2 separate regions of the Homo sapiens genome follow, and region 1 is linked to region 2. Evidence: chromatin loops called from intact Hi-C (ENCODE). Cell type or tissue: endothelial cell of umbilical vein. All regions are shown on one strand. Links, peaks and the distances in the headings refer to the core of each region. The heading gives the core; the rest is flanking DNA.

Region 1 (15,417 bases), core at 2,878-10,877, 70 kb after region 2:
CACCTCTGATTCCCTTCTCTAACCTGGGAAATTCTCTATAAGTGATGTTATGCAGGCTTGCCAGAGGGGCAGCACAGTCTGAAATGACCATTTCTCTTACAAGTCATAGATTCTCTCTGTCTGTGGGCCCAGGAGGTTTTTCTGCTTCTCCCCTGATTTCTGGTAAATTCAGGATGGTATTCTTGTCTTGGAGTAGTTTCAAGTTGCATTTTTGTGGGGCGGGGAGAGATGCCATGGGACCTTTTATCTCACCATCTTGCTCGTATCATCTCCCTCCCTCCCTCCCTTCTCCCCTCTCTCTGTCTCTCCCTCTCTGCAACTCCATTCTCTGCGGTACTCTGACCCACAGATTCTTGCTACTTTGGCCTCCCCAAACTGTAATCTGTCTTTTCACTTAATGGAGAGTGCCAGGTTCTATTTGGGCCCCCTCCCTGTGCTGTGTCCTGGAAACTGCCTCCAGGCAATAAGCTGGCACAGTCACAAATCTAACCTTATTTGTTTTCCTTCTCCCAGAAATATATCTCTGTGCTGCCTATTATCCAATGTCTGAAAACTGTTGTTTCATATATATTTTGCCCAGATTTTTAGGTAAGGTAAGAAAGAAAATCTTTTCCATTTATTCCACCCTGGTCAGAAACTTCTCAATGTAGCTTTAATTTACATTTCTCTGATGCTGAATTCTTGATCAAAGAGTATACGCATTTCAAATGTTGCGAATACTGCCTACTTGCTCTCCAGAAAAAGTGTTACAAATTTATATTTTAAGAATTTTCGGGCCGGGTGCAGTGGCTCACACCTGTAATCCCAGCACTTTGGGAGGCCAAGGCGGGTGGATCACCTGAGGTCAGGAGTTCAAGACCAGCCTGACCAACATGGAGAAACCCCGTCTCTACTAAAATTAGCCGGACAAGGTGGTGCACACCTGTAATCCCAGCTACTTGAGAGGCTGAGGCAGGAGAACCACTGGAACCCAGGAGGCGAAGGTTATAGTGAGCCAAGATCATGCCATTGCACTCCAGCCTGGGCAACACGAGTGAAACTCCATCGCAAAAACAAAGAAAAAAAAAGGAGTTTTGGAGAGTATTTTCTTACATTCAGGACAATCCCAGTGATTGCCAATCTTAAAACATTGGATATGGATAGGCAGTGATCGGAATAGGAAATACAAATGCCTTTACACATATGAAAACATGCTCAACCCAATATGGAATACAGAGACCCAAAGCACAAAATTAGGAAAAAAAGTAACTTAGTGGAAGGAGAGACCATGCAAAAACAGAAAATATCAATATGTTTTGTTTTTTCAGATAGAGTCTCGCTCTGTCACCCAGGCTGGAGTGCAGTGGTGCGATCTCAGCTTCACTGCAGCCTCTGCCTCTCAGGTTCAAGCAATTCTCCTACCTCAGCCTCCCAAGTAGCTGGGATTGTAAGCGCCCGCCACCATGCCTGGCTAATTTTTGTATTTTTAGTAGAGATGGGGTTTTGCCATATTGGCCAGGCTGGTCTCGAACTCCTAACCTCAGGTGATCCGCCCACCTTGGCCTCCCAAAGTGCTGGGATTACAGGTGTGAGCCACCACACCCAGCCAAACAATATGTTTTTGATCAGAGAAGATAATGCATTCATAAAAGAAGACGCTATTTTTTAAAAGAGACATTTCTGAGAAAAAAAAATGCTCTCATAAATTTAAAATGTGATCACAAAAGTTAAAAAAAACAACAACAAGAAAAACCCCAAGAAACAAAAGAAGGGTTGATAAAAGTTCCCATAAGTTGTACACTCACACACACTAAAGGACAAAGATATGGGAAATAAGAGGAAAAAAAAAAAAGATTAAAAAAAAATAATGGAGCCAATCCAAAAAATCCAGTGCTTACATAGTAGGAGTTTCAGAAACAGAGAATATAGAGGAGGAAATTATCAACAAAATAATTCAGAAAAATTTCCCAAAACTGAGATACTAGATTGAAAGAGTCCAATGAGTGCCCAATACAGTGGATGAAAATAAGAATGAAACATATTATGGTGACATTTCAAAACACTAGGACCAAGAGAAGATTCCGTAAGTTTCCAGAGAGAAAGGGAGAGGAAGAGGAGGAGACGGAGGAGGAGGAAGAGGACAAAGAGGACAGTGAGGATGAGGAAAAGAATGTGGTGACCATACAAAGAATCTGATATGAGAATAACATTGGACATCTCAATAGCTATACTGAAGCTGGAAGACAATGGAAAAATGACTTCAAATGATATCCAACTTAAAATTCTATACCCAACCAAATACCAAGCAAGAGGATGAAGGTGGAATACAGGCATTTTTAGGCATTCAAGATCTCAAAACATATATATATATATATCCCATTAACTCAACATTAAGTGAAACTGATGAATGTGTTCTACCAAAACAAGGAAGTAAATCAAGAAAGAGGAAAACAGGATATTTAGGAAAATAGGAGATCCAACACAAAAGGGAAGCAAATGGAATACCCAGGAAAAAGTGAAGGATGATCCCAAGATTACAGTCATACAGTAAGTATAGAGTCCAATCAGAACAGTGTTATTCAATTGACTGTCATATTAAGAAGTATCATGAGCAAGATTCTGCTTCCTTTTTGCTATTATTTTAATCTGAGGACTGAATGCCCAAATAAAGCCTGGCCCAGATTTTCATATATACTTGGCTTATTTGAATCATGTGCAGATGCATCTCTTCGCTCCACACCCTGACTCTTGGATTAGCTAGGAATACTAATTTCTCTCCCGTGAAATGTTTTGCTTTGACCTATTCCTGAAAGTTTGAGGTAGGCCATAGTGAGCTCGTAAGCAGAAAATACAATGCAGCCTTTTCCCCTATTCCTATTGGACATCCAGTACCTGAACATCCACATTCCTTCCAGATACCTCAACTGTGCTAAACCCTGTTTCACTGCATTCACTCATGACCGTGTCCCCTGACATCCCAAAAGGGGCTGAGGCCAGGCTATAGTCTAGTGATTCTGCACAAGTTGTTTCCTTGGAAGTTTTCATCTAATAGTGGCAATATTGACTTTTCCTTACACAGCTAAGTTTGTGCTTGCTACTTAGTTTCTTTAAAATTAAACAATGTTTTCTTAAATTATACAAATATAGGTGGTACAGCTATACAGAAAAACATCATAATAAATACAAAACTCGTATAGCATTTCCTTTGGAAGGGAAAAAATGAATGCAATTAGGAAGAAACACAGAGCTTTTTCTAAAGTGTCAGTAATATTTTGATCTGGTTGGCATATACACAGCTTTTCATTTCCTTTTTATTTTATTATTATTATTATTATTATTAATATACAGAGTCTCGCTCTGTTGCCCAGGCTGGAGTGCAGCGGCACGGTGTTGGCTTACTGCAGCCTCCGCCTCCCAGGATCAAGCGATTCTCCTGCCTCAGCCTCCTGAGTAGCTGGGATTACAGGCGCTCGCTACCATGCCCAGCTAATATTTTTTGTATTTTTATTAGAGACAGGGTTTCACCATGTTGGCCAGGCTGGTCTCGAACTCCTGACCTCAGGTGATCTGCCCACCTTGGCCTCCCAAAGTGCTGAGATTACAGGCATGAGCCATTGTGCCCGGCCAACTTTTCATTTTCTAATTATTCTTTAAAATGCATGTATATATATATATACACACAGATATGTACATTTTATATACTCTTCCATGTGTGATATACTTCACAAACTTTACAATAAAAAAGAAAAAAACACATAACAAACAATATTCATAACTGGAAAAGTTGGCCATAAAATTGAATGCATGCTGTGATTACAACTATGTGCCTTATGTGACTAGAGGGGAAAGAATGGAAGGCAGTTATATCTAAATAAGAACAGTGAATTACATTTAAAAAATTACACATAATTTTCTCACAAATGCAACAGTTTTCAAGTGACTCCAAATGCATTATCCCATTTGGTCCTCAGCATTCTGTGAGGCAAAGATTTTTAACAACCTTCATATTAGTTATGAAGCAGAGGGCTCACATAGTTTAACAAAGTTTCTCCATAATCTGACAGCCAAGGGTAGTGGGCCTGGAATTCAATTCTCAGTCTTCTGGCTTTAACTTTGCCCTTTACTCTGTCCTCCATGCCATACAACATCTCTATACCATGCTATTTTCCTACCTTGGTCAAGTGACAACTTACTAAAGCTCAGCTTCTTCATCTGTAAAGTAACAATAACAATGATAGGGCTTCATTCAGAGTTATCAAGATTAAATGAAATAAATCATGTAAAGTACTTAGTATAATACCTAGCACATAATAAGTGCCCAATAGCTGTTAAGTATCAGTAATGGTAATGTTAAAATTAAAAACTAATTAGTTGAGTTCAAGTACTATTCAACTAAGCATTAGGCATGCAAGAAAGAATATGAGCTCACTGTCCAGAACAGACACATAAACAAATTCAGGAACCTATGGGAATGATGGCAGTATACAGAGGATGCTATGGGAATAGGGAAAAGGAACATTTGGATTGAGACTGGCTGGGTAAAGGCAGATGGGGAAGGCTTCCTTGAGATGTTACATCCTCTGAGATGTACAGCTGAATTGGAAAGGATATCTGAGATGATCATACTATCCCCTCAACCTCCACCTGAGAAAAGGAGACATAATGATAGTTAGAGTAGAGGCAAGGATATGACTATATTCAGAGTTTAATATTACCTTACTGAGGCCTACGATGGCTGTTAAATCAAAGGAATAAAGACAAAAGATCACTTTTGACAATTAAAAGATAACCAGCATTAAAAATCTTGAACATTTACTGGGGATTAGATAATATCAAGGAAGTGTTAATTTTGTTGTGTGTGCTATGGTTACAATTTTTATAATAATAATTTTTAAAATGTCTTTATTAGAAATAGAGAGTTCAGTTTCCATAGTTATATTTAATTTATACATTTGGCCCACAATGCAAATGAGATGGAGGGAGTCAGGATTATTAAAAGAAGTATCACAAGAAAAAAATCACCAGGAATTCAATGAGAAGAATAATTTTATCTGTACTTTTATATTTTTTTGACATTTTTATAATACAAAATTTAAATTTAAAAAAAAGTCAGCCAGGTGCAGTGGCTCACGCCTGTAATCTCAGCACTTTGGGAGGCCGAGGTGGGCGGATCACTTGAAGTCAGGAGTTCGAGACCAGCCTGGCCAACATGGTGAAACCCCGTTTCTACTAAAAACACAAAAATTAGCCAGGCATGGTGGCACACACCTGTAGTCCCAGCTATTCAGGAGGCCGAGGCAGGAGAATCGCTTGAACCCAGGAGGTGGAGGTTGCAGTGAGCTGAGATCATGACACTGCACTCCAGCCTGGGAGACAGAGTGAGACTCCATCTCAAAAAAATAAAATAAAGTCACTAGTGACCTTGATGGAAGCCATATCACTGCTGTGGAGAGAAGACAGATGGCAAAGGATCAAGGAGTGCATGGGTGAAGAACTATGAAGGCAATGAGTCTAGCATGACTCAAGAATGTGGGCCATAGCTCAATGGAATATCGGGTTGAGAAAGCATAAAGAGTAGATATAAATACATAGATATATACAAAAATAAACATACTTTGGCTAATTCTTTTTTTTTTTTTTTTTTTTGAGACAGGGTCTCACTCTGTCAGGCAGGCTGGAGTTCAGTGGTGCGATCTTGGCTCACTGCAACCTCTGCCTCCTGAGTAGCTGGGACTACAGGCGTGCACCACCACGCCTGGCTAATTGTATTTTTTAGTAGAGACAGGGTTTCACCATATTGGCCAGGCTGGTCTTGAACTCCTGACTTCGTGATCCGCCCGTCTCAGCCTCCCAAAGTGCTGGAATTACAGGCATGAGCCACCTTGCCCAGCCTACTTCGGCTAATTCTAAAGGAAAGCTAAACACATATGTAGGTCTAAAGAGATCGTGCCATTGCACTCCAGCCTGGGGGACAGAGCGAGGCCTGTCTCAAAGAAAGAAAGAGAGAGAGGAAGAGAGAAGGAAAGGAGAGGGGAGGGGAGGGGAGGGGAAAGGAGGGGAGGGGGCAAAGAGAGAAAGACTGAAAAAATAAAAGAGAAGGATGATAGATTAAAAACCCTGATGACAGGCATGGGTCCTAAAAGGGGAGGGGATTCAACTGTTAATAAAAGAGCAAAAGAAACTATATTCAAAACCTCATCCAATGGGACAAAATCTTCAGCTTTCTTTCAGCCCAATCCCCCACTAATTTCAGGGAGACAGCAGCCATTGCCATTATGGTTGGGATAGAGCTATTTTGATGGAAGACCTGACACACTGGAGTTGCCAACAAAAAGGAGAGAAAGCAACATAGCTACTCAGAGTGAAAAGTTTCATATTGAAAGACTGGCATTGGGGTGAATCATGCCATTCACCCACAGCCCTGCTGTTCACCACTAAGTTTAATCAGACTTGTTCCAGCAAATGACCTACCCACACCCTCAGGTCTCAAGTTCGGGAAAGGCAAGAGGTCTGACCTAGGTTGGAGTAACCCAAAAGGGTTAATATGGACTCAGCCTGAGGTAACTGGGGCAGGGTTGGGGACTGGAGGTGTCAGTATCCATGTCAGAGAAATTCTAAGTTCCAAATTCAATAGGTTTTTAATCTCAGGGGTCAGTCCAAACTTAGGCCAACTTTGTTTTGGTTTGAAATAGCAGCAGGCTGCTTAAATGGCTACTCACTAACAGTACTCATGCTATTATTCTATACTAAATTCAATGATGCAGGAATTTCGGCTCACCATTTCTCTGTAATTGAATTTCCACACTTACCCCTAAGTTGGCCCCACAGCAGGAGAAAATTATTTCCAAATAATCATCATAAGAAAAAAAATTAATTTCAATAAAGGAATAAAATTATTCCTCTCCTGTATGCAAACAAAAAAAAATTTCCTTCCTTTCCGCCTACACCCATACAAAGACGTATCTGAATCAGCGGTATTTTGAGAGCCAACAATAACTCCCAATTGTTAAGGAACTCGAATTCTACTAGAATAAATCATTTTCCTAACAATGCCATGCAACTGAAACTATTTGTTGCACTCTTTAGTTGTCTTAATAGGACATCATTAAAATTCCCTTTTCCATTCACTACTTGAGATGCAAAGCCAGGGAAATGGTCCACTACGTGTGGGTAAAGACACTCTAATTAGTGTTATTGTAACCCGGTTTCCTGCCCGTGGATATGCTAAATCATGTGAACTGCATGAATAGCGAAATACAGTGGCAAGTGTTTCAGATCTGCCTGCTGTGCTGAATCTATATTCTGCCTCTAATTAGAGCTACAAAGATTTCCTATATACAAGCCTACATTTCTAACTCTCCACTTGTTATTGACTCTTCCCTGAAGCCACCTCACCCCACGGTCCTCTCGGCAGTGCTCACTCCTGTGTATGTTTTTTATTCCCTGGAACACAATCCATTTCCCCTGGCCAAGAATTCTCACTGACAATACCTGGAGAGCAGAGTTATTCTCAGAGAACAGCTTGCCCAGTGCCAGGCTTCATTTGTCTTTCCCTATGGGTCATTTATCACAGGAAGGTGGCCTGTTGAGGTAAATCCCGATTGAAAGCCTGTATATTCTCCTATGTGCAACCTGATTCCAGCACTGAGCAAAGGAAATTATTTTGCACCCTGCACACAGGGTGCACCAGTACAGAAATGAAAAAGTCTCACCAGCTGGCAATAACACATGCCCTCTCACTGTCTTTGGAAGACAGTCTTCAGTTCTTAGAGAAGAGCAATCACATAGTATGGCGATTTACATATGCTACCTGAGATTTCCCCCATTCCAAAGGCTTTAACTACCTTAACATCAGAACCCAACGTCAGAAGGTCAGGTTCCTAAACTTAGGTATGTTCTTACATCCATTTCCTCACCCTTTCCCACCTTCTCTCCATCCTGTTGAACTTGATGTTACAGGTAGAATCCATTTATAAACAACTCAGGTACATTTATTCTACATTCAGTAAACATCTGTAAGTTGCTGGTATGCACCAGGCACAATGGTAATAAGTAAATCCAAATCATTGGAGGAAAGTAGAATTCTGATTCTGAAGAATTATACATCACACTAATACAAGCATTCATTATTGATTTTCAATTTTTAGGGTCTATCTATACACAAAACTTCAACTCGATAAAAACACACAGGGCAGCATGTGAATGTTAACAAACGTGACAATGTAAAAACACAGATGACAGAGTCTGGGAAGTGGAAGGCAGGAATCATTGTTCATGGGAAGGGTTGGGGAATCAAGAAATAATTTCTAGGGTCAATGGAAGAATTAAAAAAGGAATAAATAAATTAAACCTATGGAGTTAATTATAGCAGACATTATTTGTGCCTGTCCTATTGCTACCCCCCCTTCTTCCTCCCTTCCTACTGCTTTTTTTGTTGTTGTTATTGTTAGCAGAGGCCAGTTTTTACTCATGTCTCCACATTATTCTTTGCGATCGGGTCATGAGCTCAGAAGGATTGAGGTAAATCATGATTATTGTAGATTATGGTAATGGCACACCCCTTGTCAGTCATGAATAGTGGGTATATGGCTGGTTTTAGTCGGAGACATGAGGAGGAATCTGCGCTGGGCTTCCAGGAGTGCTAGAAAGGAAGAAACAGCCTCTCATATTCTTTTAGACATTATCTGAATTAATTAATCTTATAGCTGACTTATCTTGGGATGTGTTATTGCGAGAAAATACATTTTCCTTACTGCTTAAATATTGAAATTGATTTTCAATTACTAGCAGTGAATGTACCTTTACATAAGATAAACCACTGAGGAATTAAAAATGATGATTTAACTATACTGGAAGGAAGGAGAAAAGATGGGGGAGGAAATACAAGTGAAGAAAACTTCCACATAAATAGTAGAAAGTCAGTAGATAATAGACATATAACTGATTTTTTTTTAAAGGAAATGAAGTAGTGGTATAATACTATTTAGAGAGATGGAAGTAGTCATCAAAATAAACAGGAGTTAAAAATGGGACCAGAATTGAGGAGGGGAGTGGTGGGTAAACGTTGCTTTCCATTATTAAGTCCTTTTGCACTATTTTATTTTTAAACTATGTGCATGTATTATTTTGATAAAAGTTTTAAAATTGACATAAAAAAGAAAATGAATTTAAAATCACAAATTAATTTCCTTTTCTGGAGGCACTAGAAAGAAAGAAAATAGGAATTTTTCTCTGAGACAAATCAGCAAGTTAATAGAAGTGCTTTTAACCTAGGAAGAGTTCCAAGGGCTCCAGTGCTTTTCCTTGTGCTATTAGCGCAGTAGCGTTCTCTTTGTGCAGATGTGGATTAGGCTTTTGGCAGTGAAAGTGTTTGAAACAGGAAGAGATAAAGGAGCTTGGAAGGCAAATAAAGATAAAAATCCCCTAGCTACAGTCTAATCCGTTTTTCTCTCCCCATCCAAATAATGCAAATGACACAGATTCTCAGATTCCATTTTGTGTTTGTCTGCCTGTTTGTTTTAGAGACAGGGGTCTCACTATGTTGCCCAGTCTGGAGGGCAGTGGCTATTCACAGGTGCAGTCCCACTACTAATCAACATGGCAGTTTTGACCTGCTCCATTTCTGACCTGGGCTGGCTCACCCCTCCTCAAGCAACCTGGTGGTCCCGAATTGGGAGGTCACTACATTGTGGCCAAACATAGTGTGGACACTCTATCAGCATAGCACACTACAGCCCAAAACGGCTGGACCCAAGCGATCCTCCCACCTCAGCCTCCTGAATAGTTGTGATGATAGGTGTGCACCACAGCATCCAGCTCCATTTTGTTATGAATTAGATAACTCAGCATGCTGGATTTCTCCCACCAATTTTCTCCAAACTAATTTCACTCTTAAAATTACAACAGAAAATTGTCTTGGTTATCTTGACAGTCTCCTCAGGGATATGAACACAGATCACCCTTCAAAGTGGATCTCCCACACCTGTTTGACGTTGTTAACTAAAAGGTACTAATGCCCTAACTTGAGCAACCAGCAGTGCTTTAAATCAGCCAGACATTCCTCTTCAATAAATCCCAAAGCCTCCAAAGCTACAATTGTGTTCTCAGGAGAACAGAGTTACTAAAACAAGTTCTAGGAAGAGGACAATCCTATAACTTCCAAAGTCCAAGAGAAATAAACATTTAACTTCCAACTTTATTCACTTAGTGATGTCCCATTGAACCCACTGGTCAATAGGCCATTTGCTTTAAGTTGTTTTTCAGTAATGCAAGCCATACATATTGGTTTAAAGTCAGTTAAAATAAATCCTAACCTGAATCTACTGAAGTCTTCTTTAACTTATTACAATATTAAATATGTCTTTATCTAGCCATGCATATTTCTATGAATATATCCTTCAGAAAAACATACAATATTGTACATTGCAGCATCTTTTCTTGAGGCAAAACTTAAAACGGAAACTGGAAACAATCTGAAAGTCAAATAGCAGGAGACTAATTGAATATATAATGATGTAATCACCTTATGGAATATCATGCAGCTATAAAATCAAAAACAAACTAGATAGAATTCCATGAATTGACAGAGAAAGGCGTTCATGATATGTTGTTACATATATAAAAAGCAAGTTGCAGAAATATGTGCCCAATTTCATTCTATTTTTCTAAGAAAAGGTATGCATTCTTTTTTCATATAACTGAGGGAAGGTATGAGAGGGTATATAACAAACTATTAATGATGATCATCTCAGTGCATGGAATTAGAGCACAGTCGAGTTTTACTTTATATACTAGTGAATATTTTGAATTACCATATCAACCATGCATTATTTTGCATCAAGGGAAAAAATAAAATTCGTCTGTTGGGAATGTGAGAAAGTTATCAATCCTTCTTTCCAGGACACTCCTAATATCACAATTTAATAAAAATATATCCAGTTTTTTCAATATCTTCAGTAGATAAAGATTTTACAAACTTCTGTAATTTTGTCATAATACTAGTTTTGTTTATCAAAAGGCTCAGATGTATAATATAGTAGGTAATTCACATACAGTTACTTATCTACTCCTCTACTAACAGCACAGGCTCTGTTATGTCCATTTTACAGATAAGAAAACAAAATAACTTAAACAAGATCACATAATTCTAGAAAGTAGCCTAGCCAAGATAATAGACTGGAAAGCAGACCTAAGTGGAAAGCTAATGTTCTTCCTAACACTATACTAGAGCTATTAGGCACATACATCTAAGTTAAATCAATCACTTCATTTCAAATTCATTTGTAAATGAAAATAGCATACTATGGGGATCTAAAAAACCTACCTTTTAGAGTTGTTTAAAAAGGATCAAAGTGTTTAAAAAGGATCAAAAGAGTTTTCCCAGTCTTCAACAAATCCCTCTTCTTCTACTCATCACACTCGCCTCCTAAAGAAAACTGTCCTTCATGAGCCACCATGTCTTCTGGTACTCAAAGTCATACTCTTCCTTCCTTATATTCTCCTTCAATCTGTTTTTCTTTTTTTGAGACGAAGTCTTGCTCTGTCACCCAGGGTGGAGTGTAGTGGGGCCATCTCGGCTTACTGCAACCTCTGCCTCCCGGGTTCAAGGGATTCTCCTGCCTCAGCCTCCCGCATAGCTGGAATTACAGGCATGTGCCACCACACCCAGCCAGTTTTTATATTTTTAGTAGACACAGGGTTTTGCCATGTTGGCCAGGATGGTCCTGACCCTCCCAAAGTGCTGGGATTATAGGTGTGAGCCACTGCGTCCGGCCTACCTTCAATCTGTTTTTCAAAAATTACCTGAGTGAAGTCTCTCCAAATTCTCTAGGTTTCTCTAGACTTGATACCTGATCAGGGATCTTCAATATTGAAGATTACCTCACGACTTCTAAAAGCTAAGATTGTATTCATGTATCAGAATATCCTGCAGGTGTGGTGTTATGTTTTGTACATTAACAAAATAAAAAATATTGCAGACTCATAATCATTTAACTCTAATATCTTTTTCAGCTCTACTTGCATATGATTTGTCATTCCTGGCCTTGAATTTGTAATATTTGTTAGCAACTCTATCGGGCAGACAGTGGCCAACAATTTTTACAGGGAAATGCTCATTACAGCAAAAGATGAAAACTCAGTAGGGTTTAGAAAATGCAAAGCATAGTAAATAAGAAATGGGAAAATGCACTAGACATCAGAGAGGAGGTAGCTCTGTCCCCTATTGTGTATCCTGAGACATAACTGAATTTATTACTGATGCTGTATTCCCACACAGTTTCAGTGACCAGAAGTGCTTTTCATCCCATCTCTGGCTGGTCCAAAGATCATACTCTCCAGGGACCTAGTACTTCATAATAATGATTCATTATTTATTCTAGCCCCAGGACATTTCAAATGAGTGTTTCAAACCACTGCTGGTTATTATATTGGATTTAACTCTACTGATGCATTTATTGACACCACAGGATCCACCGAAATGCAGCAGTCTCCACAGCTCTTTGAAAGCTGCATCTTTATTTGATTTTCTTTCTCAAATCCTGAAACCTAGCACAAGAATCTTTCTATGATAATTAATCAAAGTAAACGTATTTGGCGAATTAATTAATAAATGAACATTTAAACAAACTAGCAGAGTAAAATCTAATGACTTTAAAGTTTTAAAGAATTAATTATTTTTCTTAATGAGCATAGCAAACATTTTCCAAGCCCATGCCAAAATAGCCATGAAGGTAGGAGTGGCATCTGGTGTTACCTGGCATACTGAAGAACTCAATTAATAGTTGCTGAGAAAATGAATGACAAGCTAGATTATCAAAACAAGTTATCTTATTATTTTTTCTTGATATTATACAAGTGCTATGGAGTAGAAACTGGAAACATGTCTGCTCCTTTTTTATCTACCTTTAACCTTTCTGCCTGGGATCACTGCTACCTGAGTCACAGTGTCTATATATCCTACAAATAGAAAGAGACATAGGTCATCAGAGAGAAAATTCAGAAGGGTGCTTCCAAGTCATTTCCAGAAAACCAGCCTTCAGGATCAACAGAAGAAAAGGAAACAAAATAACACCCCCCCACCCCATCCCATATCTCCCTAGAGCATAGATGCTGCTAATTGGAAAGGGTGCTTTAAACCCTGAAGAGAAACCTCATCTGGAGTCTACTACAAGTAAATCTTCACAGCTGCATTTGCTTGAGCCCATAAGAAAGGATGTAGAGGAATGAAAAGAAGAGGCTGTTAGTGTAAATGGTAAACCACATACAGTCATGTGCCACATAACATTTTGATCAATGACAGATCATATTAATGATGGCGGTCCCATAGGATTATAATACCGTATTTTTACCACACCATTTTATGTTTGGACACACAAATACTTACTGTTATGTTACATTTGCCTACAGGATTGGGTACAGTCACATGCTATACAGGTTTGTAGCTGAGGAACAAAAGGCCATGCCATAGAGCCTAGGTGGCCAACATGGCAAAACCCTATCTCTACTAGAAATACAAAAATTAGCCGGGTGCGGTGGTGGGCACCTGTAATCCCAGCTACTCGGGAGGCTGAGGCAGGAGAATAGCTTGAACCCGGGAGGCAGAGGTTGCAGTGAGCCAAGATCGCGCCATTGCACTTCAGCCTGGGCAACAGCGCAAGACTCTTTCTCAAAAAAAAAAAAAAAAAAAAAGAAAAGAAAAGAAAAGAAAAGAAATCACAGATATCTGGTACTGATGTATCACCCAGGCCACAAATTGCAGACTACTGGGTATCGGAAAACAAACTGTCATCTGAAAACGTCTCCTGAATAGATACCACTAGTTAAAAAGGTATTAATGCAGCTTTCTAATTACAGTAATGAAGTAGTTTACAGCAGAATGACTAATTCCTTTGCACAAATATGAAGGGAACTCTAGAGAATTACTTTACTATAAAATCCCCCTTTCTCCCCAATGCCACCAGCAGCCTTAATAATAGTACCACCATCTACTCATTGCTCAGATTAGAAACCTAGTAGTCATCCTGAGTTCTTCTCTTTCACATCCAATTCATTTATAAGTCTTGAGAGCCCTGGCTACAACAAACGTCTCTAAACTGACCATTTCTCACCTTCGTTGTTACCACCCTATTTTAAAGCAATTAACAGGTCTCCTTGACATCACATGTGCCATCACATTGGCAAGGCAACCCATTTGGCCATTTTCTTCACAGCAGACAAATTAATTTTTTCTAATTACATCAGACCTCATCCCTTTCCTGCATAAAACACTCAATGACTCTTCATTGCAACATGAATAAACTCCAAACTCCTTACCATGGCCAAAAACGCCTTCAGTGACCCAGCCTCTGCCTTCCTCTTTAGCCTCATCTCCCTGAGCATTCTCCCTTGTTCACCCATCCCAATCTACTGGTCTTGTTTCTATCAGACATGCTGAGCTCAATCTCTTTACCCTCAAAATTGTCAAATGGTTGCCTTTTCCCCAACATTCAGACTTTAATTCAGATATCATTCTTCTGAGAGATCTTTTTTTTTTTTTTTTTTGAGATGGAGTTTTGCTCTGTCGCCCAGGCTGGAGTGCAGTAGCACGATCTCGGTTCACTGCAACCTCCACCTCCCAGGTTCAAGCCATTCTCTGCATCAGCCTCCCGAGTAGCTGGGATTACAGGCGCCCACCATCACGCCCAGCTAATTTTTTGTATTTTTAGTAGAGACGGGGTTTCACCATCTTGGCCAGGCTGATCTTGAACTCCTGACCTCATGATCCATGTGCCTCGGCCTCCCAAAGTGCTGGGATTACAGGTGTGAGCCACCGCGCCTGGCCTCTTCTGAGAGATCTTCCTTAACCAATTTAGTCAATCTGTAATGCATCACTTTATCTTATCTTCTCATGGCTGCACTTTTATCATTTGTCTCCTCCCACTAAAGTGGAAGCTATGTACAGACAAGGAGTCATCTGTGTTGTTCTTTTCTCTGTCCTCATGAACACAACAGTTCCTAGCACAAAGTATGCATTAGTAAATATTTGCCAACTAACCTAGTACCACCATAAAAGGATATTCTTCTCCAAATAACAAAGCTTCGTGTTCAGAATTAGCACACCTGGAAGCTCCATTTTGAAAAACAAACAGCTTATCTCTTTGAAAGGAATATTTCAGACCACTGTGTGATACGATTTGCATCCCTAAGCAAAGAAATGACTTGTCATGGGCAGACACTATAAGTAGTTCATTTTTCATTCTCACTGGATTAAGATGTAAAAGTCTGATTTCAACATCCTGAGACCTTCAAACTAAACTTGATGAATTATTTCCCTTCTCTGGTCAATGGATAAACAGAAACTTCTTGTCAATTCTCACTATAATTTACTGAATCTTAATCTTTGGAAATCTGTTTGCTCCATCTTAGTGCAGTTACAGCTCCACTGTGTGGAAAAACAAG
Region 2 (15,417 bases), core at 3,308-11,307:
TCTTTATTAAAAGATGATTAACAATAGAAAAATTAGGCTAAGTTGTGTTTTCAATTATTTAAATCCAGCTTCCTGTGTCTGAGTTGGAATGGATGGCTATTTTATTAAAAATGGAGCCTTAATATGCCAGACAATAATTATGAAGGGAAATATTCTATTAAATATCCTTGTAGTTAATATGTTCATATTAAGTTGCTATATGTAGCCACAATGATAACATGCAATCTTATCATTTAGGGGTTTTTGAAAATATTTACATTTTCTCACCCCATCTCCATAGTTAGCCTATAAGAATCTAAAGATAATATCCAATAATTTTGGGCCATTTCTTGCAAATCTTTAATGGGCATCAGAGAGTCAAACTGCATAAAGCAACACTATTTTTACATTTTATTAAATAATTGGCGCAGGTGTATATTTTCAGTGATACACAAGTTTGCCCATAACTTGAAGGAAAAACAAAGAGCAGACATCAAACCTACAACAAAGAACCTTCTAAAGGTCCAGAATAACAAATACTCTTTATTTATTTTATTTTATTTATTTTAATTGCCAAATAGTAGTTGTACATATTCATGGGGCACATAGTAATGTTTTCATATATATAATGTATTGTAATCAAATCAGAGTAGTTAGCATATTTATCATCTCAAACATTTATCATTTGTTTGTCTTGGGAACAGTCAATATCCTACTTGTAGCTATTTGAAATTATATCATATGTTATTGTTAACTATAGCCATCCTGTAGTGGTACAGAACACTAGAATTCATTCCTCCTATGTAGCTGTGATTTTATATCCTTAAACAAATCTCTCCCTACCTTCCCCTTCCCAGTCTTTAGTATCCTTTGTTCTACCTTTTATTTCTATGATATCAACTTTTCTTTAGCTTCCACATGAGTAAGAACATACAGTGTTTACTTTCTGTTCCTGGCTTATTTCACTTAACATAATGTCTGCCAGTTCCATCCATTGCCACAAATGACAGGATTCATTCTTTTTTATGGCCGAATAGTATTCCATTGTGTATATGTACCACATTTTATTTATCCATTCATCTGTTGTTGGACACCTAGGTTAATTCTGTATGTTGGCTGTTGTGAATAGTGCCATACCACTCTTAATATGCCAAATTGTGTCTTCATTTACCTTTAATCTATTCTTAGAAGACAGTATCTTATGAATTAATCACAGCTTTATTCCAAGAAGAAAGCTAATATAATAGCTACACTTATTTTATATATATAAAATATATATTTTATATATATAATAAGTATAGCTATATAATATATACATATATAAAATAAGTATAGCTATTATGTTAGCTTTCTTCATGGAAACATTAATCCAAAGACATATATATATATATATATATATATATATATATATATATATATATTATGCCTAGGTCCAAGTTAACCACTTTATGTATGTAATCTCATTTCATACTTAGAAGAACTTTATGAGAAAAGTACTATTGTTATTATCCTAATTTTATATGTGAAAAAACTGAGGCTTAGAATTTCTTTACATGTAAAATAAGAATGATAACAGTCCTTGTCAAAGTGACATTATGCATATAAAAGCACTTGGAACAGCGCCCAATACATAGGAACACACAGTAAATGGTCCTGTCATCATCATCATTATTATTCACATGCTAATGTCCTCTCTTTTTCAAGTTAACATTTTATTAGAAAATAGATCTAACAATAAGATTAAATCAGTATATAAATCAGTGCTGTCTAATAGAACTTTGTGATGATTGAAATATTCTATCATCCATGCTGTCCAATAATATGATAGCCACAGCTGGCCAATGAGCACCTCAGTCACTAATTTGACCAAGGAACGTTATTTAACTTCCATGTATTTAAATTTAAATTGATATAGCTAGATGTGGCTGGTAGCTACTCTGTAGTATAGGGCAGTCTTAAATGACCAAAAATAACCAATAACTCTACCATCTTTGTATTGGTTGATAGTTTTAAATACAACCTTTATCATATAAATTTTCACATGGTGTCAAATTATACATACTTATTTACTTTCAACATCTGTTACATAAGTAAATGCAGAGGACACTGGTTCCCTGTTCCCAATAACTTTTTCACTAGCCTGAACCAGCGGGCCCCCTGCTTTGGACCCACTCACAAACCCTCAAGACATCAATTTTTTCCAACGATTTATTTTGCAATATTTATTCAGTGAACTTTTTTGAGTTCTAAGACCTTATTCCTATGGAAACTAACACCTCCTGGCATTTAATTTTTTTAATTCCACAAAATAAATATAAAGCAAGGCATTGAGATGAAAACTCCCATTGAGCTACAATTCTATGCCTTTAAAATAAATATCCTTTTCAACTACAAACTGCAGAAAATGCAGGTATATTGAAAGTGAAGCACATTAAAAATAAGACACATGCTAGGTTTCTGGGGCAGCATTTCAGAGGCAATAGCGTTTTGTCAGGACAGACAGAAACTATGCCCAATATAGAATACATTAGACATGGAAATAATGAGCATTCCTTTGACTGTATCCCTCTTTCTCTGCTCCTTGAGTCACTTTGTTCTTTTTTTTTTCCTTTTTTTATAGGAGGCAACTTTTCTAGTCTTCACCTTTTTCTAGAAAAAAATAATTGAGTATTTCACATGCTAAAATAGGGTCTTAAGTTTGCCTTATCCTGAGGTTATAAGACAATCTGCCTGTCCTTCTGTCTTTCTCTATCCCTATGAAATGTATTATGAAAGAAGCAAAATATGCTAATTTCCAAATGCATGTGAGAATGTAAGCCCTTCTCCCCCAAATGTAGAAATAAACTACATATGCAGCTGGAAACATTAATCCAAAGGCTTCACAAGGATATTTTGTCTTGAATGCTACTAATCAATGCATTCCTAAGTGGAATAATCAAACTCTAAAAACTTCTGTTACCTTTGTGTGTCATGTCCCCCACCCCATTCATTACAATATGATTGCTTCCTGATAAATTTGCTTAGAACAAGCTCTAAGAATCAGTATAGCCCTCTTCTTTGTTCCAGAAACTATCCAGTGGATAGTTAATTCCTTTCACAATGGAATCACTCCAAGGGAAGATTGTCCGTTTTATTGACAATGTGTTGCATTTCACATTCTAAATTCCACTTGCAGAAGTGATTGTTTTCTCTGCTCTGAAGCTGTATATCAATGACATTTCTCATTTCATTAATATAATAAACCAGTCTCCAGCATATAAAGTCCACTAAAGGGCCCTAACTCAGCTGGTTCTTAATCTGGCCCTAGCTTTTATAATTACATTTTCTGCTACTTTCAACTCTGGCAATAAATGTTACATATTCCATTTATTTTAAACTCTTACCTTTACACTCAGCTGCTAGATTGAAACCATCACATATTCTGCTAAGTAAATTCATTACTTAGGAAGTAGAACTGAAATTTGCTTTTAAAAAGTATATATTTTATACCATAATGGTATAGGTTTGCTTTCATCAGTTCAATCATTCAGAAAAGGAAGTCATCAAATAAACTTTCAAAATCTGATGGAATCATTGAATAAATCCCGTGTAGCCTAAACTGATATTTCCATTTGATATCAATGCCAGATACATTGTAGTTACTCAGTAAATGTTTACTAAGAGAACGTATGGATGAGAAAAAAATATCTTTATTACTACTTTTTAACCATACTTTTCACTATACTATCATGTTTTATGCTCACAATCATATGATTAGTTGAAATTCTATATTAATTCTATATTAATTTTTTTGTAACATGCTGTCCCCCCACCCTTAAAATCAGATTATTGCACATGGTTGCCTTGGGAATTGTAATCAAATAGAGTGGGCTGAACACCAATGCCAGAACTTTCACTGATAAGACAACTGAAGCAAATGAATTTAGAGGTTAGCACAAGTTGACACAGACTCCATGGCATGGAGGTTCACAGCATAGGCTCTGAAAACCAAACAACTCATTCCTTAAACAACCTCAGACAGGTTATATAACTTCTCAGAGCTTCAAGCATCCTTACCTGTATAATGGCAATATTAATAGGATCTATTATGAGAAGTAACTGAGTTCATTCATGTAAAAGACTTAGTGCAAAGTATATAATAAAAATTAACGTTTGAGTATTAAGATTCAAGTCATTTTCATCCTCATCCTAGTGCTTGGAGATTGATTCTTCTATTTCCAATTCTTTAGCGCTCAAGGACGCTTTATAGTCGGGCCTTATCTCTAGAGCTAGATGATTCATATTCATTTCATGGCTTCTTTCAGAAAGTGCAGGTGGTGGTAACTGTTTTGGACTATGACAAGATTGGCAAGAACGATGCCATCGGCAAAGTCTTTGTGGGCTACAACAGCACCGGCGCGGAGCTGCGACACTGGTCAGACATGCTGGCCAACCCCAGGCGACCTATTGCCCAGTGGCACACCCTGCAGGTAGAGGAGGAAGTTGATGCCATGCTGGCCGTCAAGAAGTAAAGGAAAGAAGAAGCCTTTCTGCATTTGCCCATATAGTGCTCTTTAGCCAGTATCTGTAAATACCTCAGTAATATGGGTCCTTTCATTTTTCCAGCCATGCATTCCTAACACAATTCAGTGGTACTTGGAATCCTGTTTTAATTTGCACAAATTTAAATGTAGAGAGCCCCTAAGTCCTTCATCATACCACTGCCCTCCAAATCTACTCTTCTTTTAAGCAATATGATGTGTAGATAGAGCATGAATGAAATTATTTATTGTATCACACTGTTGTATATACCAGTATGCTAAAGATTTATTTCTAGTTTGTGTATTTGTATGTTGTAAGCGTTTCCTAATCTGTGTATATCTAGATGTTTTTAATAAGATGTTCTATTTTAAACTATGTAAATTGACTGAGATATAGGAGAGCTGATAATATATTATACGGTAAATATAGTATCGTCTGCATTCCAGCAAAAATATCAACTCGTAAGGCACTAGTACAGTTAAACTGACATCTTAAAGGACAACTTAAACCTGAGCTTTCTATTGAATCATTTGAGTACCAAGATAAACTTACACCACATACTTGGTGGGTGAATCCAATTTTGTAGAATTCCTACACAGGCAAAATAGCATGATCTGAGCAGCAGCATCCAGGCTGACCTCAAGGAAGCATAGCCACAAAACAGAATAGCACCTGTCTGTACATATTTACAAAGCTAAAATAATGGCTTCACTCTTATATTTGAGGAAGCAACTGAACAGGAGTCAATGATTTCATATTACTGCATATAGAATAACAACAAGGTGTTCCGTGTGTGTGTGTGTGTGTGTGTGTGTGTGTGTGTGCACATTTGTTTGGGGATGGGGGAGAAGAAGCTAAGGGGAGAAGTCAACATTTATGAAATATTGCCTGACTATTTAAAAAGAAAAAAGTAGCTCTCCATTATCACCTTTATACAAAATGTACATCCTGTGAATTCTGTTCCAGATTTCACACCTACAATAATTCCAAAAGGTTTGCACATTAGAGTTTGTAACAAAATATTTTATTATATAAAACCAGGTTAGAAGGAATGCAGGATATTTTTAACACAACAATCTGTGCTTATTACACAAAATTACTTTGTGGTAAACAGACAGTATTGTAATCCCATCAAAAGATGAAAGAAAAACAAAAACAAAAACCAACAACAATTAGCCATAGTTCTGAATGCACTTCAATTAAGCCAAAACAGACAGCTAGTGATCTTTTTATATGCTCTTTTTACTTAAGTTTTAATTTGTCCTTTAAAAAAAGGTGAAACAAACCAAGAACAAGTTCTAGAAAACTGAAGCAACCTCTTATGTATACTAGATGCTTGATTTAGGAGGAGTTTTTAAACGTTTTCAATGTTATTATGTAGTAAATGACACTATTATGAAGCTACTAGTCATTCCATAAGAGTCTTAAAGGACTGCTCTGTGTAACACTGTGACTGCCGTGTGTGCTTAGACCCGTAGTTTCCTCAGTGGATAGCACTCAATTTATTCCGTAGTGATATTGTAACAATACTGCCATTCCCTTCTACTGCACTGCCCAAGGTGTGTGTAGCACAAACAGTTCTCATTACAAAGGACCAATTCAGAACTGAAAAGCTATGCATAGGACAAGGAAGATACATAGAATGGGGTGGAACACAGCATTTTGTCAAGCACTGTGCAATATTCCATATTTTTCCCCACTATGGTAGACAACCATTTCGTGGAAGGGCAGCCTATTATCCCACACTGCATCTAGCCTTTTGTCCCATTCACTTCTGTGATCCATTTTAATTTCCAGGCCACAAGACAGTAGTGATGCTCTGAAATGAAAGTTTGTCTTCACAAATATCAAAACAAAATGGAGGAAAACTAAGCATTGGCCTCATGTTCAGTCTTCAGGATATCACACCACGTCTTTTCAAAAACTAAAGAGAATTCAAAAAGGGCTGATGGTAGGCTTTGAACATGGGGTTGGCTGTTTCCCAGTAAAACTGGAATTCCTGTCGTTACTGTTTCCTTATCAAAGAAGGGGCAAGCTCTTTTGCCTTTTAGGCCAGACATAGCAAACGCTTTATAATTGGCATAGACATAAAGGATAAAAGGAAAATAACCGTCTGCCGATGGTCCGTACTTCTTAAAAAACATAGGTAATAGAAAATATACACAAGTCAGAATGTGAAATTAAATAATGGTTTGAACAGAAAATTCAAACAAGACTCTTTCCAATTTAAAGGGCCAAACCCTACCAAAGAGAGGGAGTTGACTGGCTTTTAAAAAGTATTTAAATACCACAAATGACATTTAATTTCACTGTATTCAGCTTTAAGTTGTTCACAATGAAACCACACTTTCAAACAAGCAGGTTCAAGCTGCTGAATAGACATTATTTCTTGCATTAAAATACCACTAATGCATTCTCTTGCAACACTGCCAGACATGGGATTGTCACCATAGAATTAGTTGGTACTATGCCATCTTTCACTCTTTCACAAGTCAGTGATGGAACCTGCTTTATGACCAAGATTCATCCTCAAATAAGCCACATGTACCCTTCTGACAAAGCTGTGTAAAGTATTAGAATCTGATGCTCTAGAAAGATCCTAGTTGCCTTTGTGTATATTTACTGCCTGCTTGAGTGTTTCTATGTGTGGGTTTTCCCTGTATCTTGTAGAAATGTTGGGGTGTTTTCCTCTGCCATATGGCTCGTGGCCTGCGAGCCAACTATTTCAGCTGTATTTTACCTTCATTTTTGATGAGGTGATTTAAATTTTGTTTCACTTTGTGTAGTGAATTCCACAGTAGTTTTCTGATTGTTGTTAAAAATGACTTAACATATTACACAGATATTCAATAAAAATGTTTTATTTCCTGTTGATGTTGCTGCGTTCCCACTCTTTTCCTTGCCTGACTCTGGTGGTAAGCCAATGGCCTATTGACTTTGGGGGACTCCTGGAAGCAGCAGCAGCTAAACAAAACTGCACTGAATGCCAGCATCTGAGTCACATCTGAGTACAGAATAGCTAGAGGGAAAACAACACCCGGGAGCATTTGGCCATGACCGCGTGGTGTTCCTGGGCAGTGTCATTCTCAACATGTGTTTCTCTATTCCTGTGTGTCATCAGTTCATCTGGCGTACTCTGAGGCTTTTCACTTTGCCCAGCATGTGTCCTTCAGGGTTTTCACTCCAGAACCCAAGTCACACAGCTTCTCCAGAATGGGACGGAAAACAAAACTATTTAAACCCCAGTTTCAGAGGACAGTATGACACATTAAATTCTATGCCTACTACGATCGCTATGGGAAACAAGTAAATACTTTTCCTCCACTAAATTTAACATTTATCAAGTGCCTACTGTACTGGACGCTGAAGCCCACAGTTTCAGGCTGATGTAAATACGCTATCCCAATGCACTGTGATGTGGGCTTAAAAGTAAGGGTGTTGGGTCCCTGAGGACTTTTTTTTTTTTTTTTTTTTTTTTTTTTTTTTTTGCGGAGTCTCGCTCTGTTGCCAGGCTGGAGTGCAGTGGTGCGATCTCGGCTCACGGCAACCTCCACTTCCCGGCTTCAAGCGATTCTCCTGCTTCAGCCTCCCGAGTAGCTGGGATTACAGAAGCCCGCCACCACGCCTAGCTAATTTTTGTATTTTTAGTAGTGACAGGGTTTCACCATGTTGGCCAGGATGGTCTCCATCTCCTGACCTCGTGATCCACCCATCTCGGCCTCCCAAAGTGCTGGGATTACAGGCGTGAACCACTGTGCCCGGCCTATCCCTGAGGACTTTTACTGGATCAATCGTAGTAGATACCATGGTGTATCACCATGATCCCCCTTCAGCAGAGAGGTACTCTTGCTGCAGCTGCTGGAAGTGGTGCTTGCTGACAGCTGACAGCTGTGTTCCTCTGCGCTCTACAGAAGGAAGCTGTCTCACCTAAGTTTATGCACCCTCCCTGGGAGCAGCCCACAATCGGCTGCTGATTTCGGAATCTCTGAAGCGCCATCTCAGTTTCATAGCCCCAGGAGTTAGTGGAGACTGCTTTCGCAACTGCACTGCAGTTCAACTTCTTTCTCTGCCCTGTTGGTTTTCTTCAGTGTTTTGCAGGTGTTGCTCCTAAGAGCACTTCCTCCAATAAAACCCCTTCATGTACAGTTTCATCTCAGAATCTGTATCCTGGGGATCCCATCCCACAGCACATTCTTTGGGGAGGAGATATCAAGAAGAGTTTTCTAGAGAGGATAACACAGCGAAGTACTAAAGGAACTGGCAGGAGTCATCCAAGTAAGGGAGTGAGCAAGACTTCTGCAAAATTTATCTCACTTGACAAGTGTATTCATGATGGAGTCTTTGAGGTTGGCTGTATTATACTTCCTTCACTCAGCTCTATCAGTCATGGCCAAATAAAAATAGGAACTAAACCCAAACTGCTAAGACAACCAGTGGAAAGATCACTTAATAACTATACACTGTGAGGAAGCTGCTGGCGAAGGGTTCAAAATCTAAGTTTATAAAATGAAACTTAAGGCACAACTGGTTTAGAAATTTAAAAAAAAAATCAGCATTAAACAATCACAATCGTTTGGTTTTCAATGGTGAGGATTCTGTTTCTTAAAATGCTCTTGAAATTTGATCCAAAACTATTTAAAGAATATTTCTTAATGAATTATCAAAAAGAAAAAACTCACTTCATCCTTTTTCAATGTCATTTTCCCAAAAGGTTTGAAGGTCTAATATAAATACATTAAAGATATTTATTCGGTGTACTAGCCAGGAAAACAAAACCATTTCACATATTTCAGTGAGAGATTTTAAGATAGGAAAGTGGCTGCATAAGGGAGAGCTGAGAAAGCAAAGCAGAGACAGTAGAGTAACCCAGAGATTAGTACATAGCAACTCTGGGGCTGGGAGAAGAAAAGAGAAAATGTAGTATTCATGGAGCCCGAGACTGGAAAGGAGGGGCTGGAATCTTGGAGAAGGTTGCATGGAGACCCCATGATTCTAGGACCACAAAAGGGTATTAGGCCCACCCTGGAGGTGAGGGAACTCCCAGAAACCGCTGATCCAGTCTGCTCACTATTGCTAGAAGGAAATTGATAGAAGCTGAATGCAGGAAGATAATCTCTTCTCCTCTTCTCCTTTCCACTACAACCAGTGCTTCCCATTGGCAGAACCAGCTGGTAAGGGATTCTAGGAAAATAGTCTGCAAAGGCTCAGACCCCACCCCAAGTATATAGCAGAGTACAAAGGTGGGAATGAGAACAGCCAGCAAATGATCAGTGCATTAGGAAACCTGTTACCAGCGGCAAACACTTTTTAAGTGCTTTCATTTTTCCCACAGAAGAGTCAGATGTTTCTGAGTCACACAAGTCATCCCCCACCTGATAAAACATGCATAGGAAATCACATTCTTATTCTATTTATGCAGAGAGTTTACTCTTAACAGATTTGAAAATTCCAACCATGATTGCAGTTACCTTCCACCCCGACTGCAACACATCTTTATTACATATGCACAGGACTCTTTGATGTTTAGCAACTGATTTAGGCTGCACACAAATCTCTACCATAAAACTGTCACACGGTGACTTTGGAATAAGAAGGTGAAAAAGCAGGAAAATAAAAATGAGAAATAGCCTGGTACTAAATGTACAAAAAAATTTTCCAAAGCATACAGAGTAAGAATTATGCAAGAGGAGCCATCAAGAGAGACCCAGAAATAAAAGCACCATGCAAACATGCTGATGATTTGTGGAATCTAAGTTCTAAGGCTGTTATATACATTTTTAAATCCGCATTTCAACGGTATTGATTTCTTCCCTCCCCACTTCTTCCCACCAATGAATATCCCCAAAGTTGTCACATTCATCTTTCCCTGACAGTAACTATCCTGCCAGCCAAGCCTATCCCCTGTGCAAAATATTCTTGCCCCTACCAGGGCACACACAAGGTTAAGAGGTATTTTATACTTAGCAAGTTGGGACTCACTTCCTTTTCAGCTGTCCACTTTAACTCTGTCAACTTCCTACCTCCTCTGGACTCTGCAACGAAGTGCTGACACCTTTTATAGGTAAGAATGTTTGAGTTGCAAATGGAAGAAATCTAAATCAAGTGGTATTAAGGAAAAAAGAGAGAAAGAAAGGTAAAAAAGTAGGAAGCTTTAGAGAAAGAGATAAACCACTGGCTCACCTAAACCAGGAAGTTCAACGCGGATGATTACTTTTAAGAACAGCTGGATCAAAAGCCACAGTGTCATCATTTTCTCTCTCATTCTCCTTCCCCATAAACTCTGCTATCCTTAGTATTGACTTCATTGCCAAGCTGCTATGTCTCCATGTAGCAACAGGGAAGACCCTTGGCAGCTTCACACATATTCTTCCAGCTTAGCAGGCTTGCAGGGAGTGTTTGTTTCACAATTATACCACCAAAATTCCCAAACCTGACTTGTATGACTGGGTCACATGTTCTTAAAACAATCCCCATAGCCAGATGATGATACAGTATTTACTTCAGCCAAAACTAGGCCATGTCTCTAGACCCAGAGCCAAAGAGATAGGGGAAAAATAGCTCCTCAAAAGAAAATAAAAATGATATTAACAAACAAGAAAAGTAGATACCAGGCAGACAAAAACAGCAAACAGCTACACTTTGATTCCTGGTATACCACCAGCCCTAAGAGGAGGGACAAACTCAGGTGATAACAGCATCCTGGTCACTCCTCCTTTTACTAAAAACACTATTAGAAAGGAAATTGTAAAAGTGTGTACCACCTTTCAATTATCTGAAAATTTCCACTTACTTTCTTATTTATTGCCGGGAAAATCAATCACTTGCTATATCTTTTAACAGATTTTTTTTTTTGAGACAGGATCTTGCTCTGTCACCGGGCGGGAAAGGGTGATAATATCTGCCCTGTGATATGGTTCATGATATCCAGTGGGGGAGAGGGTGATATTACTTGCCATATCACTGGAGGTGTACAATCCTATGTAATATCTACCTTGGAATTAGGAATAACGTTTTCCTAGAATATTTCTAATAAATTCACAGGGTGTACACCTACTATGACATTAGGCGTAACATCTCCCTACGATATTACCAATAATATCACAAGGTGTACAGCCACTGTGACACCAGGAGTAACACCTCAGTAGGATACTATGAATAGCAAGCATTACACTGTGACATTAGGTGTACACTGTGACATTAGGTGTAACATCTCAGTAGGATATTACAAATAATATAAATGGGAGTACACCCCATGTGATATTAAGAGTAATATTAATATTGCTTGGATATTACAAATAATATCGATTAATATTTATGGTAATAATTATTAACACATTATTTGTAATGCCCTAGGGTGATTTTATTTCTAATGTCACAGTGTGTGTACACCATGTGTATACACCCTGTGATATTATTCATAGTATCCTAGAAAAATGTTACTCCTAATGTCACAGTGGGTGTATACTGTGTGTTTACACTCTGTAATATTATTCGTAATATCCTATGGGGATGTTACGTGGGTATACACTATGTGATATTATCTGTAATATCCTGGGGGATGTGACTGTTAATGTCACAGTGGGTGTACAAGATGTTTTTACATCCTGTATTATTATTCATAATAACATAGGGGGATGTTACTCTTAATGTCACAGTGAGTGTACACAATGTGTGGGTACTCCTAGTGATATGAACCATAATATCCTAGGGGGATGTTATAACTAATGTCAGAGTGGGTGTACACCATGTGTGTACACCATGTATGCACACCCTGTGATATTATTTGTAATACCTAGGCGGATGTTATTCCTAATGTCACAGTGGGTGTACACTAGGCGTATAAAATCTGTGATATTATTCATAATACCCTGGGGGGGTGTTACTCCTAATGCCACAGTTGGTGTACACCATGTGTGTTCACCCCGTGGTATTATTCGTAAAATCCTAGGGAGATGTTACTCCTAATTTCATAGTAAGTGTACACTATGTGTGTGCACCCTGTGATATTATTCATAAAATCCTAGGGGGATGTTACTCCTAATTTCATAGTAAGTGTACACCATGTGTGTACACCCTGTGATATTATTTATGTAATTATAGGGGTATGTTACTTTAATGTCACAGTGGGTGTACTCATATAGTGTACAACCTGTGATAATATTCGTAATATTTTTGGGGGATTTTACTTCTAATACCACAGTGGTATTACAACCTGTGTGTACAACCTGTGATATTATTTGTAATATCCTAGGGAGATATTACTTATAATATCACAGTGGGTGTAAACTCTGTGGTATTATTTGTAGTATCCTAGGGAGATATTACTTATAATACCACAGTGGGTGTAAACTCTGTGGTATTATTTGTAATATCCTAGGGCAATATTACTCCTAATATCACAGTGATGACTTGATAACCTAGGAGGATATTATGCCTAATGTCACAGTGTGTGTACACCCACTGTGATATTATTCTTAATATCCTAGGGAAATGTTACTCCTAATGTCACAGGTGGTATAACCTGTGATATTATTCGTAATTTTCTAGGGTGATGATACTCGTAATGTCACAGGGGGTATACACCTTGTGATATTAGTCGTAATTTACTAGGACGGTGTTACTTTTCATTTCACAAGGAGTGTACACTCTGTGATTTTATTTGTTATATCCTAGGGGAATGTTATTCCTAATGTCACAGGTGGTGTATACCCTGTGATATTCGTTATATTCTAGGGTGACGTTACTCCTAGTGTCACTGAGGGTGTACACCCTGTGATATTATTCATAATATCCTAGGAGGATGTTACTCCTAATGTCACAGGGGGTGTACATTCTGTGATATTATTATTTTTGTCATAGGGGGATATTACCCCTGATGTCACAGAGGGTGTATGTCCTGTGATATTACTGGAAATATCCTCATCAGATGTTAGTCCTAACATCACAATGGGTGTACACTCTGTGATATTATTCATAATATCCTAGGGGGATGTTACTCCTAATGTCACAGGGGTTGTACTTCCTGTGATATTATTTGTAATATCTTAGGTGATATTACTTATAATGTCATAGGGGGTGTACGCCTTGTTATATATATTCATAATTTTCTAGATGTTGGTTACTTTTAATGTCATAGGGGATGTACACCCTGTGATATTATTTGTAATATCCTAAGGAGATATAACTTCAAATATCCACCTGGGTGTACATAGTGTACACCCTGTGATATTATTCATAATATTTTAGGATGATATAATTCCTAATATCACCATGGGTGTAAACCATGTGTTTACACCCTGTGATATTATTTGTAGTGTCCTAGGTAGTTATTACTTATTTTATCAGAGTGGGTGTACACTCTGTTATATTTTTCATACATTTTAGAGAACTATTACTTCTAATATCACACATATGGTGTTCACTTCTAATTAAAACACATATGGTGTACACCCTGTTATATTATTCGTAATATCCAAGGGAGATTTTACTCACAATATCACAGTTGGTGTACACCCTGTGATATTTGTTCTAATATTCTAGGAAGATATTACTCCTAATATCAAAGTGGGTGTACACACTGTGATAATTTTGGTAATATCCTAGGGGGATGTTACTCCTAATGTCTCTGGGGGTGTACATCCTGTGGTATTATTTGTAATATTCTAGGGGGATGTTATCCTAATATCACAAGGGTGTACATTCTGTGATATTATTCATAATATCCTAGGGGCATATTACTCCTAATGTGTACACCCTGTGATATTATTCATTATATCCTAGGGTGATGTTACTCCTAATGTCACAAGGAGTGTACACCCTGTGATATTATTCATAATATCCTAGAAAGATATTACTCCTAATATCACTGGGGGTGTACACCCTGAGATATTATTCATAATCTCCTAGGGGAATGTTACTACTAATGTCACAATGGGTCTACACCATGTTATATTATTCATAGTATCCTACTGGAGTGTTACTCCTAATGTCACAGGGGGTGTACTCCCTGTGATATCATTCATAATATCTTATGGGGATGTTACTCCTAGTGTCACAGGGGTGTACACCTTGTGATATTATTCGTAATATCCTAAAAAGATGTCAGTCTTCATTTCACAGGGGGTGTACATGCTATGATATTATTCAAAATACCTTAGGGGGATGTTACTCCGAATGTCACAGAGGGTGCACACCATGAGATATTATTTGAAATATTTCAGGGGGATGTTACTCCCAATGTCACAGGGGGTGTATACACGGTGATATTATTAATAATATCCTAGGGGAATGTTACTCATAATGTCACAGGGGCTGTACACCGTGTGATATTATCCATAGTATCATAGGAGAATGTTACTGCTAATGTCACAGGGAGTGTACACCCTGTGCTATTCTTCCTAATATCCTAGAGGAATGTTACTCCTGATGTCACAGGGGGTGCTCACCCTATGATACAGTTCATAATATCCTAGGGTAATGTTACTCCTAATGTCACAGCAGGTGTACACACATATTTTTTGTAACATCCTAGGGGGATGTTATTCATAATGTCACAGGGATGTCCACCATGTGTGCACACCCCCTGTGATATTATTCGTAATATCCTAAAGTGATGTTACTGCTAATGTCACAGGGGGTGCACCCCATGTGTGTAAACCACCAGTGATATTATTCATAATATCCTAGGGAAATGTTACTGCTAATGTCACAGTGAGTTAAACAATGTGTGTACACCCTGTGATATTATTCGTAATATTTTAAGCAGATGTTACACCTAATGTCACAGTGGGTGTACACCATGTGTGTACACCCTGTGATATTAATCATAATATTCTAGGAGTGTGTCTGTTCTAATGTGACAGTGCCTGTACTCCATGTGTGTACACCCTGTGATATTATTCGTATTATTATAGGGGG

The links. Peaks named below come from ENCODE experiments on the same cell type or tissue, not always from the same donor. Only the 100,000 strongest peaks of a DNase experiment are listed, where the experiment ranks them.
Region 1: a loop joins it to region 2, with 2.0 times the contacts of the local background. A loop is called at or near these places in 2 of 110 quality-filtered maps.

What each region holds. Positions count from the first base shown.
Region 1 is chr12:79,515,375-79,530,791 of GRCh38, forward strand. No RefSeq gene overlaps it. Among named protein-coding and RNA genes, the nearest start is that of MIR1252, 100 kb to the left of the region's middle. In endothelial cell of umbilical vein, for the core only: no CTCF peak of the experiment used is centred there; DNase peaks (open chromatin) are centred at 7,107 and 9,327; H3K27ac peaks cover 2,177 bases.
Region 2 is chr12:79,444,635-79,460,051 of GRCh38, forward strand. It overlaps SYT1 (synaptotagmin 1), which reads left to right. Exons shown (of 11, transcript NM_005639.3): 11 at 4,284-7,374. The coding sequence ends at 4,490. Among named protein-coding and RNA genes, the nearest start is that of MIR1252, 33 kb to the left of the region's middle. In endothelial cell of umbilical vein, for the core only: no CTCF peak of the experiment used is centred there; DNase peaks (open chromatin) are centred at 7,517 and 9,947; H3K27ac peaks cover 3,851 bases.